2 separate regions of the Homo sapiens genome follow, and region 2 is linked to region 1. A link is a contact called in ENCODE Hi-C or POLR2A ChIA-PET data. All regions are on one chromosome and are shown on one strand. The core of a region is the stretch at or near the end of the contact, and the rest is flanking DNA. Distances in the headings are between cores, read along the strand shown.

What was found. Hi-C counts contacts between places; a loop is a spot of excess contacts on that map. ChIA-PET counts read pairs that join two places held with the same protein, here RNA polymerase II (POLR2A).
Region 2: a map of endothelial cell of umbilical vein shows a loop between it and region 1 (1.9-fold over the local background). The contact joins two enhancer-like sites. A Hi-C loop is called at or near these places in 1 of 168 maps with a recorded cell type or tissue (endothelial cell of umbilical vein). POLR2A ChIA-PET finds 5 or more read pairs at or near these places in 8 of 52 experiments (Caco-2, H1, K562 and 4 more).

The regions. Positions count from the first base shown.
Region 1 is chr2:159,029,016-159,034,636 of GRCh38, reverse strand. All of the region lies in intron 2 of TANC1 (tetratricopeptide repeat, ankyrin repeat and coiled-coil containing 1), which reads right to left. Among named protein-coding and RNA genes, the nearest start is that of TANC1, 63 kb to the right of the region's middle. RefSeq lists an enhancer at 2,137-5,161. Within about 2 kb of position 3,460, at least 18 of the 41 ENCODE cell types and tissues checked have a DNase peak (open chromatin) inside an H3K27ac peak, as active enhancers do; they include endothelial cell of umbilical vein, where a contact is called at or near this core.
Region 2 is chr2:159,062,502-159,068,122 of GRCh38, reverse strand. TANC1 (tetratricopeptide repeat, ankyrin repeat and coiled-coil containing 1) reads right to left here. Exons shown (of 27, transcript NM_033394.3): 3 at 2,152-2,227. The coding sequence starts at 2,212. Among named protein-coding and RNA genes, the nearest start is that of TANC1, 97 kb to the right of the region's middle. RefSeq lists an enhancer at 3,277-3,805. Within about 2 kb of position 3,047, at least 6 of the 41 ENCODE cell types and tissues checked have a DNase peak (open chromatin) inside an H3K27ac peak, as active enhancers do; they include endothelial cell of umbilical vein, where a contact is called at or near this core.

The DNA.
Region 1 (5,621 bases), core at 2,211-4,710:
CAAATCTTTCAGCTTCCATTTCCATGAGACAGGTGTCCTGCTAGTACTGTTACACTATCAACCGCCCTGAGGTGGTTTTCCATCCCATGGCCCATGAGAATCTCCTAGGTAGCTTTAAAAATTCTGAGGCCTAGAAAAAGTGAAACGGGATCTCTGGGAATAGGGCCCACTGGCGCTTTTCAAACCCGACCAGTTGATTTTAATGTGTAGCCAGGATTGAGAGTCACTACACCTGACCAACTCCCAGCTGTTTCTTTTGTCCTCCTGATGGGGTCAGGTGGGAAATATTTATGCCTCAAAAACAGGGGAGAGAGGGAAAAGCAAATGGACCAGGGAAGAGAGCTGAAGAAAGTTGGAGTGAATAACGATTTGTAGGTGATGATCGCTGGAGTGGGTGCAAGGTGTGGCCCAAGGGAGAAGGCAGGAGGAGGGACAGATTAGGCCATTCACTAAGTGAGCCCTGCATGGCATCTGCATTGAGTCCGGCTGCTTTGGCAGGTAGAGGCAGGGCCAAGAGGCAGCAATTCAAAGCTCATCTGTAAAGAATATTTCCATTAAGTGTTAACTATATGAGAAGTGATATGATGGTTTTCAGATGTGAGGAATTTACTGCACCACTGTATTTGCCACTATGATTTCACCTGTTCTTCTAATAGTCCTGATAGGGTTTTTGTTTTTGTTTTTGTTTTTTACTGAGGATCCATATTTTCTTGCTCACCAAGTTTGACAAAGCACAACGCATTCAAGGATAACTACTAAGAGCCACAGTGCCTGAAGAACAGAGCTTTCCTTGGTATAAAACCAGCTGGCGCACATGCAGGTTGAATGTGACCTTGATTTCATGAGCATCATGATGTTTTCAGATGTGACAGAGGCTGGATAAGAAAGAACCTGGGGTGAAGCCTGCGGGAACACCGGCTCCATCTGAGGTGCTAACCCTATTGTCACTCCCATGTCCCGTCATTCTTAGGAATACCTGCTTGCTACCTGCTCTTCTGTAATAGAGGGACAACCACCAGGCTGTTGAGTCTGGATGGCTTCCCCAATTTCTGTCTCTCATGGGAAGGAAATTCATCTGCTTTGCCTTACCCATCCTTTACCAATGTTTCCCAAAGTGTATCCCATCTGTACTAGAGCAACCTGGGCTGCTCCTGGGCACTTCCCCTCTCCCGCAGCCCATGGGCAATCACACCTGGAGCCCAAGAGACTGCATTTTCATCAGCCACACAACTCAACAGTCTGTGAACCGGTCATACATTTACGATTCTTCCTTTGAAATGAGTTCCTCAGTTGTGCTGCTACATCTGTCCCTAACCTCTGCCACTTCCTAACTGGTGATTCACAAATTCATCCATGGCCACTTACTTGAATCCCACTTGGATCCCACCCTCCCGACACCAAGCCCCTGACTTAAATCACTCTTCTCTGAACTCACACAAGATGCAAAACCACTGCTTTTAATCGGGAGTTTCAGGTCTGTTTGTTCTCTCTCCCAACCACAGACTAGGCTTCTTGATGGCAGGCTCCATGACATCCCACTGAACCTTTTGCAGGGCTCAGTATATTTAGGCTGTACAAACAGTGGCTGACGGACCGGCCAAGGCTTGCTCAGCCCTGGGTCTTCCTCCGTTGAGCTTCTTCTCATTTTCCCTGAGAAAACTTTCACTCTTTCCATAACAAAATTGATTCAGGCAAGAGTAGGAGGAAAAAAGGGGGAGGCCTATCAAAGACAGAAGTCATATGCTGCAACCTCAACTTATCCAGAAAACACCAAGAACCAAGATGCAAATAAGTCTTCAAAGCTGCCAAAATCTGGGGCTCAGTTCATGCACAATGCAGAAGGGAACTCCTAACCCCCACACCAACCCCCAACACCTCTTCACAGGCTCTCCCTCAGAGCCCTCCCACTGTCTTTCAGATTCAATTCTAACAGGAGAGAATATGTGGTTTCCCAGACTGTTGTAAGTTAAGAGAATGGAGGGACAGTGTTAGATCTGGGCACAATGACAGCCCTGAGAAGCTGCGACTGACAGGAGAGAATCTGTAAAATTCGAAACAGTAGATTACAGGCTGTTATATTTTAACAGCCTTTCAATCCCCAAATGCATGCAAGGACGCCAAAAAAAAAGCATTTTAAAGCAGCACAATTCTTGGCTCTGAAAGGTGACCCTGGGCACCAAGAAAAGGTTACTTTGCTCACAGTGTGTCTCTGCCACTATATCCAGGAGAGATATCCACATGGCTAACCTCAGTCCACAAGATCCAAATGTCCTCAAAAATAGGAATGGGGACTGTATCCAACTGCAATGTGCTGTCTCTGTGTGGTCTCTAACACCAACGGAAACCAGGACAGGCTTTCTCAAAAGCACTGCCATTCTGATCTGGAATATTCCATCTGAGTACTCTCCCATTCATTATTCTCATCCATCTTTTCTTACGGTATCTGTGAGTAAAGCTCCTCACCAGATTATAAACTTCTTTGAGCAGATGGACTATGCCTTTGTATTAATGACACGCCCCCTATCTCCTCCTAAGTCACCAATGAAGCCTTCTGAATCTTTGCCAGTTCAATCTGCCCCAGATACCCCAGGGCCATATGACCTTAGGGAAGAAGGTATTTGAATGAGAGTGTTTTTAAACAGCCTAAGCGTTTCTGTAGTCTCTAAAGGTATTAAGTTTTCAACTTTCTTAAAGATGATAAAATTGGTTTAAATGTTAGGATTCTGTGATCAATAAGGCAAGCTTCAGTTGACTTTGGAATCTAATCTGTATGACATACAGAGCCAAGGAATAAATTCTGTACTGTTATGCATGCCCATGTGAACCACAGAGGCTAGGGTGAGTTTTCCCTTGCTCTAAAGCAACCTCACCTCACATATCTTTAATCATTCATCTACTCAGAATGGATTATTGGGTGACTTCATATTTATTTCTTTTTTCCAAAGCTCAGCTTTCTGATTTATATATTTATTTCTCGATAAGTAATAGCACTCAAAAGCACCAATTTGCTTCAGGCTTGGTAAAGAGTACTTTCATGAATTTAACTGACAGTTCTGTAATATAGGGTTATAATTTACACTTGGGAAAAATTGAGGAATTTGTTTTGTCTAAATTGAATTTAAAACTACATCCACTTCCAGATTCACATAAGTAATTCTCAGTTTTCAAGCTCATGATTGAATATGTACCTTACACCCTAAGACCCATTCACTTGCAAGCAGGCTGAAATGACCTACCAGGACACTAAAAACCTCTCTATTTAGGTCTAGGCTGTCAGGACATCCAGGCCTGGCCTGTTGTTTTCAGTGTCCATGGCCCTTCCTTCCCCACAGCTGAAGCCTCTTAACCCTTGCCCCCACACTCCCCTTGCTGGCTCAACCCAGCGGGAATTTCTAAGATAGAGATTTAAATAGCTCTGGCTAAGTTGCTCTTGCTGCTTAACAGGCAGGCCCTGACCTTGTATCCAGTAACTTGGCTTTCTTGCTCCTGCATTCCACAGGCCTAAATCACCCTCTAGCTCAGTTCTGATAAGGAGCCTGAGACCCTCTCTGGATAATCTGCTGCTAACTCCTCAGGGGCTGAGGAGCTGCCTTGCTCTTGGCAATCTTCCAGGGGACTGGAGGTCACTCTGACTCCATATGGCCAGAGAAGGTCTGGGGACATGGGTGCCTGTGTCAGGCTACTCATATACCCTGAGCCACCAGCCCTGAAGACCTCAGCCCCTTCCTCCTGACACCTGGACTCCCTCCCAGCTGCAGTGGCTGGATCTGCTGCCCCCAACTCTGAGATGGGGGTTCCAAGCCCAGTGCCTCCGGATGCATTAGGAAATGACTCATCACAAAAAGCTGAGGGTCCTCTGGCCAGAACACAAGTCATGAGATCTTGATCTTAGCTGTCAAAAAATGTCAAAAACAAAACCCCAACAACAAACTGAGAAAACAGGATCTCTCTTTTCCTGGAGAATTCAACACCCCTATGTTGGCTTTGAGTATGCTGAAGCCACTGAATCCTCTTTTACTAGTTCTAAGGCGAAAACTGAGGAAAATCAGAGAAATGGCTACAACTGTGTCTTCTCTGAATAGAGGAGAATCAGAGAGCTTCTTATCAACCACTTCAAAGCTAACATCCATGATTATTGAAATTACAACTATGAAATAACTTCTGTCCTAGGAAATCAAGTCATCTTCTAAAAGAAAAATAAATGTGTATGTGCATTTTTATCAATATACTTTAAAGATCCAGACAAAAACCCTAGCTGGTTAAAGTGTACTACACTTTAGAATAACATAAAAAACAGCAACCTTCATTTTCTGGTCAAAGATTATTTTTGTAATACCTAGTAATTTCTACAAAATTCTAGCATTTTTTGCTTTCTACCACCATTCCGTAGAAAGACATTCCCCCCTTGGCTTTATATCTTTGCTTTTTGATCTTGTTAACAATCCAGAAAATTCCAACCTTGCAATTTTTTTTTTCACCCCGGGAAGGAATAACACACAGTCACTTAAAAACCAAAAGCAGTGTCAACACTTCTCAATGACACAGCTGCTGTGAGTGACCAGTGAATAAAAGGGTTTTTGTGGGGAAATGTTGACTTCTCTCCAAAATAATTCTCAGTGTTATTGAAGACATGATCAAAAATAGTAGAGGCTGGGTACAGTGGCTCACACCTATAATCCCAGCACTTTGGGAGGTCAAAGCAGGAGGACTGCTTGAGAACAGGAGTTCAAGACCAGCCTGGACAAGATGGCAAGACCCCATATCGCTATGTTAAAAATACAGGCATGGTGGCACATACGTGTAGACCTAGCTACTTGGGAAGCTGAGGCAGGAGGATCACTTGAGACTAGGAGTTCAAAACTAGCCTGGGCAACACAGACCTCACCTCTACACAAAATTTTTAAAATTAACTGGGTGTGGTGGCAAGCACCTATAGTCTTAGCTACTCAGGAGACTGACGTGGGAGGACTGCTTGAGCCCAGGAGTCCAAGATTATAGTGAACTATGATTGTGCCACTGCACTCCAGCCTGGTTGACAGAGCAAGACTGTCTCTAAAAAATAATTATAAGGCATTAGTTAAGCAAGAAATACTAAGTACTTATGATAAACCACAGTGAAAATACTCAAACTATATGGACACTTGGTTTCAAAAGAGGGTGCCTAGACAGGAAAGAACCCACTCTGTATGCCATGCATTACATGGAACAATGCACATGTTCCATATTACAAACCTTTACTTAAAAAGTGAGGCATACGATCCAACAATCTCATTTCTGGGTATTTATCCAAAAGAACTGAAGTCAGGATCCCAAAGAGCTATTTTCACTCCCATGTTCATTGCAGCATTATTCACAATAACCAAAGTGTAGAAGCATCCTAAATATTCACTAACAGATAAATGGATAAACAAAATGTGATATATACACATAATGGATCATTCCGCCATAAAAAAAGGAAATCCTGATACATGCTACCACATGAATGAAACTTGAAGACATCACACAAGAGAAATAAAACAGTCACAGAAGGATAAACAGCACACGATTCCACTCTTATGAGGTATATAAAGTAGTCAAACTCTGCTAGGCACTGTGGCTCACACCTGTAATCCCAACACTTT
Region 2 (5,621 bases), core at 1,798-4,297, 34 kb before region 1:
GCTAGCCTAATACAACCAGGTTATAGTTAAGAGCAAAAAGGCACATACCATGCAGATATTTTATGGGAAACGTTCCCATTGGTCTTTCAAGTTGGTTTGTATTAGTGAAAAAGCCAGTGTGGAAATTATTATGAAGAAATGATTCAGAAAAAGCAATAGTTGCTTTTAAAGACCAAAGGGAGAAATAAACCCAAAATCACATGCTCTGAAACTGGAAAAGTTTCAAATGCAAATTATGTTCCTGTCTGGTGTGTCTGAAAGACATGGGTGCTGAAGATTATTAATATATTGCTATTTCTTCTAAGTATGGCACTGGTCAAAGAGGATGGTAGGCCTGTTTTGAAGAACTGTTACCGACTGGTGAGTTTAGGCTTGGGGACCCTGGTCCTGAGAAAAATAACCCACTGGTTGGCAGTTCCACCCCAACAGACAGCTTAGGAGGTAACTTTATGCTGGAAATTACAAAGGCTTCTAAAGAAGCAAATAAAGTTCCCATGATTGGTGACAGATGAGCCAAAACTGAAAAAGTTTTTTGTTGTTATTATTTTTAAACAGCTTTCAGAAAACTAACAAGAAAGACATTTTGGTCTTGACCCAGCAGAGGGTGAATGTCCCCCTGGATGGAAATTCTGTGAACGAAATTTCTCCAGAGTAACAATTCTAATCAATTATTCAAAGCCAGGGGTTGATTTTCTAAGGTTAACTATGGTCTCCTGTTTAGGTCATTAAAAACTGGTTTCTCCTTTTCTTTGGTGTCTGCTCACCCAGGCATTGATGAGAAGCTTTAACAGCAGCCTTGCAATAAAGGCTCTACTTTTAAGGTGAGTTTGTCATTTTGCAGACTTGGTTTAAGGGATAATTAGCAATAAAAATAAATTTTGTCTAGGTTCTATATAACCAAAAACGTTAGAAATCCACTTATTCTCTTATATAAGTATGGAAACAACAGACATTAATATTATCACAAGGCATTGCAAGATCTTTTGAATTAAAGAGTTAACCATAATTTTATGATGCTTTAGTAATAAACATACTTCTTAAAACAGAAATTAAAACTGAAACATTATTTGACATAGTAACTCAGAAAACCAGTCATTCTCCAAGGAGACTGGATTAACATGGGTTTACAGAGTGAAATGTAACATTTCAGGCAAGTCAATTCATGCTAACATATTTTTATTGTGCAATACAGGTAGACAATATATAGTTTTTCTAGCGAGAGAAAAATGGTGTACCAGTGAGTATTCACCAAAATAATCCTAGAATAGGTTAGCACAAGGAATGTAATGCTATTAAAGTCACAGTGACAATATGCACCAGAACTCTACAAACAAGAATGAAATTCAAGCCAAATTAAGTAGTTCTCATTATAATGAAAACAAGCAGTCTGGCATTAAGTGGGGCTCCACCTGTTAGGAGTAAAATTTGATACTCCAAAAGATGAGGACCAGTCAGCCAGCAGTTGGTCAAACACATAAAATGTAATCATGTGGGAAAGGGAATGGGATTTCTAGAAACTAAATTCCTGAACACACCTGCTATCCCTCAATGTCTTTAACTTTGACTCCCTCCAGATCTGAATGACCTATTAAAATTATGAACCTTTAAAGTTTCTGGGAAAGGATTTGGTTATAACCCAAACTCAATTCTCAAAGTCACTTCTTATAATAAAGTTCAAAATTATGTTTCCTGTCCTTTTTCTTTTTTAAGAGACAGGGTCTGGCTCTGTTGCCCAGGCTGGAGTACAGTGGCTTTATCATAGCTCACTGCAGCCTTGAACTCCTGGGCTCAAGAGATCCTCCTGCCAGAGCCTCCCAAGTAGCTAGGATTTACAAGTATGTGCCACCATACCCGGATAATTTTTTAAAATTTTTTTGTAGAGGAAAGTGTCTCTTTATGTTGCCCAGGCTGGTCCTGGAACTCCTAGCCTCAAGCAATCCTCCTGCCTTGGCCTCTCAAAATGCTGGGATTACAGGTGTGGGTCACCATGTCTGGCCTATTTCATTTCTCATAGCCTCCAGCACACTGTTTGTTCTAACCCAGGTAACCCTCTCTGACCCACTCCCAAAGCAACAAATCCATCCGGCCTGGGGTGAGGAGCAGCTTGCTGCCCGCTGTCCATGGCTGAGCTTCTCATTCTTGCACACATACCTGCTTCCTTCTTGCCTCCCTTTCCTCCCTCTCGGCTCTTCTTCAGCACAGCCTTTAACATTTTCAACACTTGTTTCTAAGGAGAAAAGAAACAGAGAGAAGAGGAATTAAACATTGAAAGTTGGAATATAACTTGTGTCTTGACAAAAGAGGTAACTTGTGTTCAAACAAACAGACCGCTTAATATTAAGGTACCCTAAGCCTTACATTAATTTTCTTTGAATAAACTATGGTGGGAAACTAAATGCTGAAGACACAAGGAATGTTCTATAACTTTTAATGAAGTGCTCAGAAGTTCACTGTTGTTAGAAAAGCTAAAAAAAAAAAAAAACAATAGTGCATTCTCAGCATTCCACATCTAATTAAGGTTATGAGGCTAAACCTGGGTACAGTACTGCAAGATATTTGGCACAGTTTCCCAATCCCAGTTCATCAAAAGGCGGCACTAGAACATGAAATCAAAAAGATAATGAAAGAAGCTACATGGTTAAAGGCAATGTTTTACAGGTGTTACTAATTATATAATCACAAGGAAAACATTTTGGAAGGTTATGAAATGAGGCATATCTTATAAACATTTGCAAAATAAATACAGTGGGAACACATTTTAACCCTGATCAGAGAACCCAATTAAACAGCACACACCACAGTGGGTTTTTACAATATATAGGAAGTTATAACTTTGGGGTGGGGAAGGGAAGTAAGTAGAACAGGCCTGTGGCACTACGGCCAGATCCTTTAAAGAAAAGGCTGTATCTTTAAGCAGGGTTGTACTGAGCTTGTAAAAACACAATGGCCCAGGTCTAAGATGAAACATGAAACCATCTCTACAGCAAGAGACAGACAAAAGGACCATTATTTCATCATGAAGCCAGTCTCCTTTAAGCTCTCTCTCCCCACTGCTAACTCAGATGAGATGGCTGAACAACCCCAGATGGTAACCAATCTTAGTGGGTTGTGTTACCATCACACCTTTATTAATGCACTAAGGGAAGTAGAAGGCAAGCAGGTCTCTATTGAACAGGCAAGAAAAGGGGTGGGGAGGGGAGGAATGAGGACGGGGAAGGGAGCAGAGGAAGGGAGGCAAGGAGGGAGAAACTCCTATGTAGGAGGGCTCCCACATCTGCCTAGTTAGCACAAATGCCTCAAATGGCCTCAGTGTAACACACCACACACCACCTCTCAGCCCCCAGAGTAAGCAGAAGTTTTGTGGCACCCGTTGAGAAGGGTAAGGAATCCCAATGTGTTGCCATTCATAGAATCACACAACATAAAAAGGCAGGGTGACCTTTCTTATCATTTGGTCCAAGCCTGTATTTGTTTTCCCAAGCCTTTTGTTTTACTGATGAAGAAACAGAGACCCAGGGAGGCTGGCTTGCCAGGGGTCACGAAGCTAATTAACAGCAGGGCCAGAATCCAAATCTGCAGCAGCCCAGCAGGACCACCTTCCTCCCCTCCACCAGGCCGGTCTCTCCTCACAGATCAATGAAAGCTTTGGGCAACAACAATCAAACAAAACTGAGTGATACTAGAAAGATAGTATCTTAGGCAGAATTTGGAAAAAGCCATACTGAAGGTTATCGGAGTAAAATCATCTTACACACAAGTTTTACATACTGAAGGGGCATGGCTTAGAGCCTAATTCTGTTTTTGAAAATGCTGCTTGAATAAACCCTGGTGAAAAAATTTAGGTTTCACCTAAAGGGCAAACACTAAAGTTGGAAGGCAGCAATAGTTTCCATATGGAACCGATGGAAAACACAAACTTCTCTTAACAAGCACACTTCAGAGAAACAATGAAAAACACTGTAGTATAAAAAAATGGTAGTAAAAGTTAATAATAAATAGATAGGTAAACACAGACATATTCTTCAACCAACCAACTTTGGGGTTTATAATTTAGCAAAAACTACCTAAAAAATAAGAGAAAAATACTGACAGAGCCATGCCACCGAAGCTCATGCAAGGTCCCTTGCACCAAGCCTTGGTGAACTCTTCCAGAGCCGTGTGTTTACCTGGATCATTGACCAAGCTCAGGCCCCACCACATCCATGAGCTGCTCCCGATTAATCACCCAGGTCATCACCAGTTGGCAGTACACCTACCAGGCCACTCAGAATAGGCATCACACGGGGCAAGGACTAGGTGACACTGACTCTGGTATCTCATCCCAGACACCCTGTTTTCCTATTTTGGGGCACTCAGCTATTTTCAGGATAGACATACCTTCCACATCAGTGGTCTTAAGTGAAAGAGGCTATCAAATATCTGCTATAGTATTTCTTCCAGTTCCTGTTTTCCTCCATAAATAGCAACTCGAGGTAAATAGCTTAAATTTTATATTCTTAAAAAAGCTATTCAAACTGCGACCTGGAGCAACTTTAACTGATTATACCTGAGTGCAAAAATAAGGAACCATCCTCCCCTCCCCCAGACTGGAAAGGAAAAAAGTAAGTCTTCCCAGCAAGTTAAATTCTGAAACTAACACAGATCAGAGTGGAGCTATACAAAGTCACCTGGAAGTTTCAATCGTCTCTGGCCTTAAACCCATAACTGGAACTTAACAGTCACCAATGGACATACAGGCTATGCCCACTGAAAGGGGGATGGTCACAAATAGCATTTATAGGAATAGACCCTAGGGGCCAATAATGACAGTACACTCCAGAGAAGACTATCTGGTATCTGCACACTTATAAACACATACCCCTATATCCAATTCTGGAAATGGACACATTGGGCTGTTGGAGCTAGGTGCTGTCACACATTGGCATGATACAACTACTTCTTGTTCTGGTTCTGTTCACACTGAGAGACACCTCGTAATTTGGCTCCTTTCTTAGTCTGCAAATAGTAGGGAGAGAGTGTGCTGGTCCAGTTCACACAACTGTCTGGCTTGCTGACAGACAATTCTGAGAATAAATTAACAAATCGGTACTCCAGCTTTAAACAAAAGCTCTCATGAGCTTTGCTTTCTTTTTTTTTTTTTTTTTTTTTTGAGACGGAGTCTCGCTCTGTCGCCCAGGCCGGACTGCGGACTGCAGTGGTGCAATCTCGGCTCACTGCAAGCTCCGCTTCCCGGGTTCACGCCATTCTCCTGCCTCAGCCTCCTGAGTAGCTGGGACTACAGGCACCCACCACCGCGCCCGGCTAATTTTTTGTATTTTTAGTAGAGACGGGGTTTCACCTTGTTAGCCAGGATGGTCTCGATCTCCTGACCTCATGATCCACCCGCCTCGGCCTCCCAAAGTGCTGGGATTACAGGCGTGAGCCACCGCGCCCGGCCGAGCTTTGCTTTCTTAAAGGGAGTCACTTTGCCCAGTCTCATCCATTTAAGACATGGAGAATATTGAGTTTCTGAGGACCAAAGAGAAGGCAGTGGTAAATTCCTCAATGGAAATGGCACCTTGAAGCCCACCTGTGTAGGCAGCCAGCAGGCTCTCCTCTTCTGCATCATCACACTTCCCTTC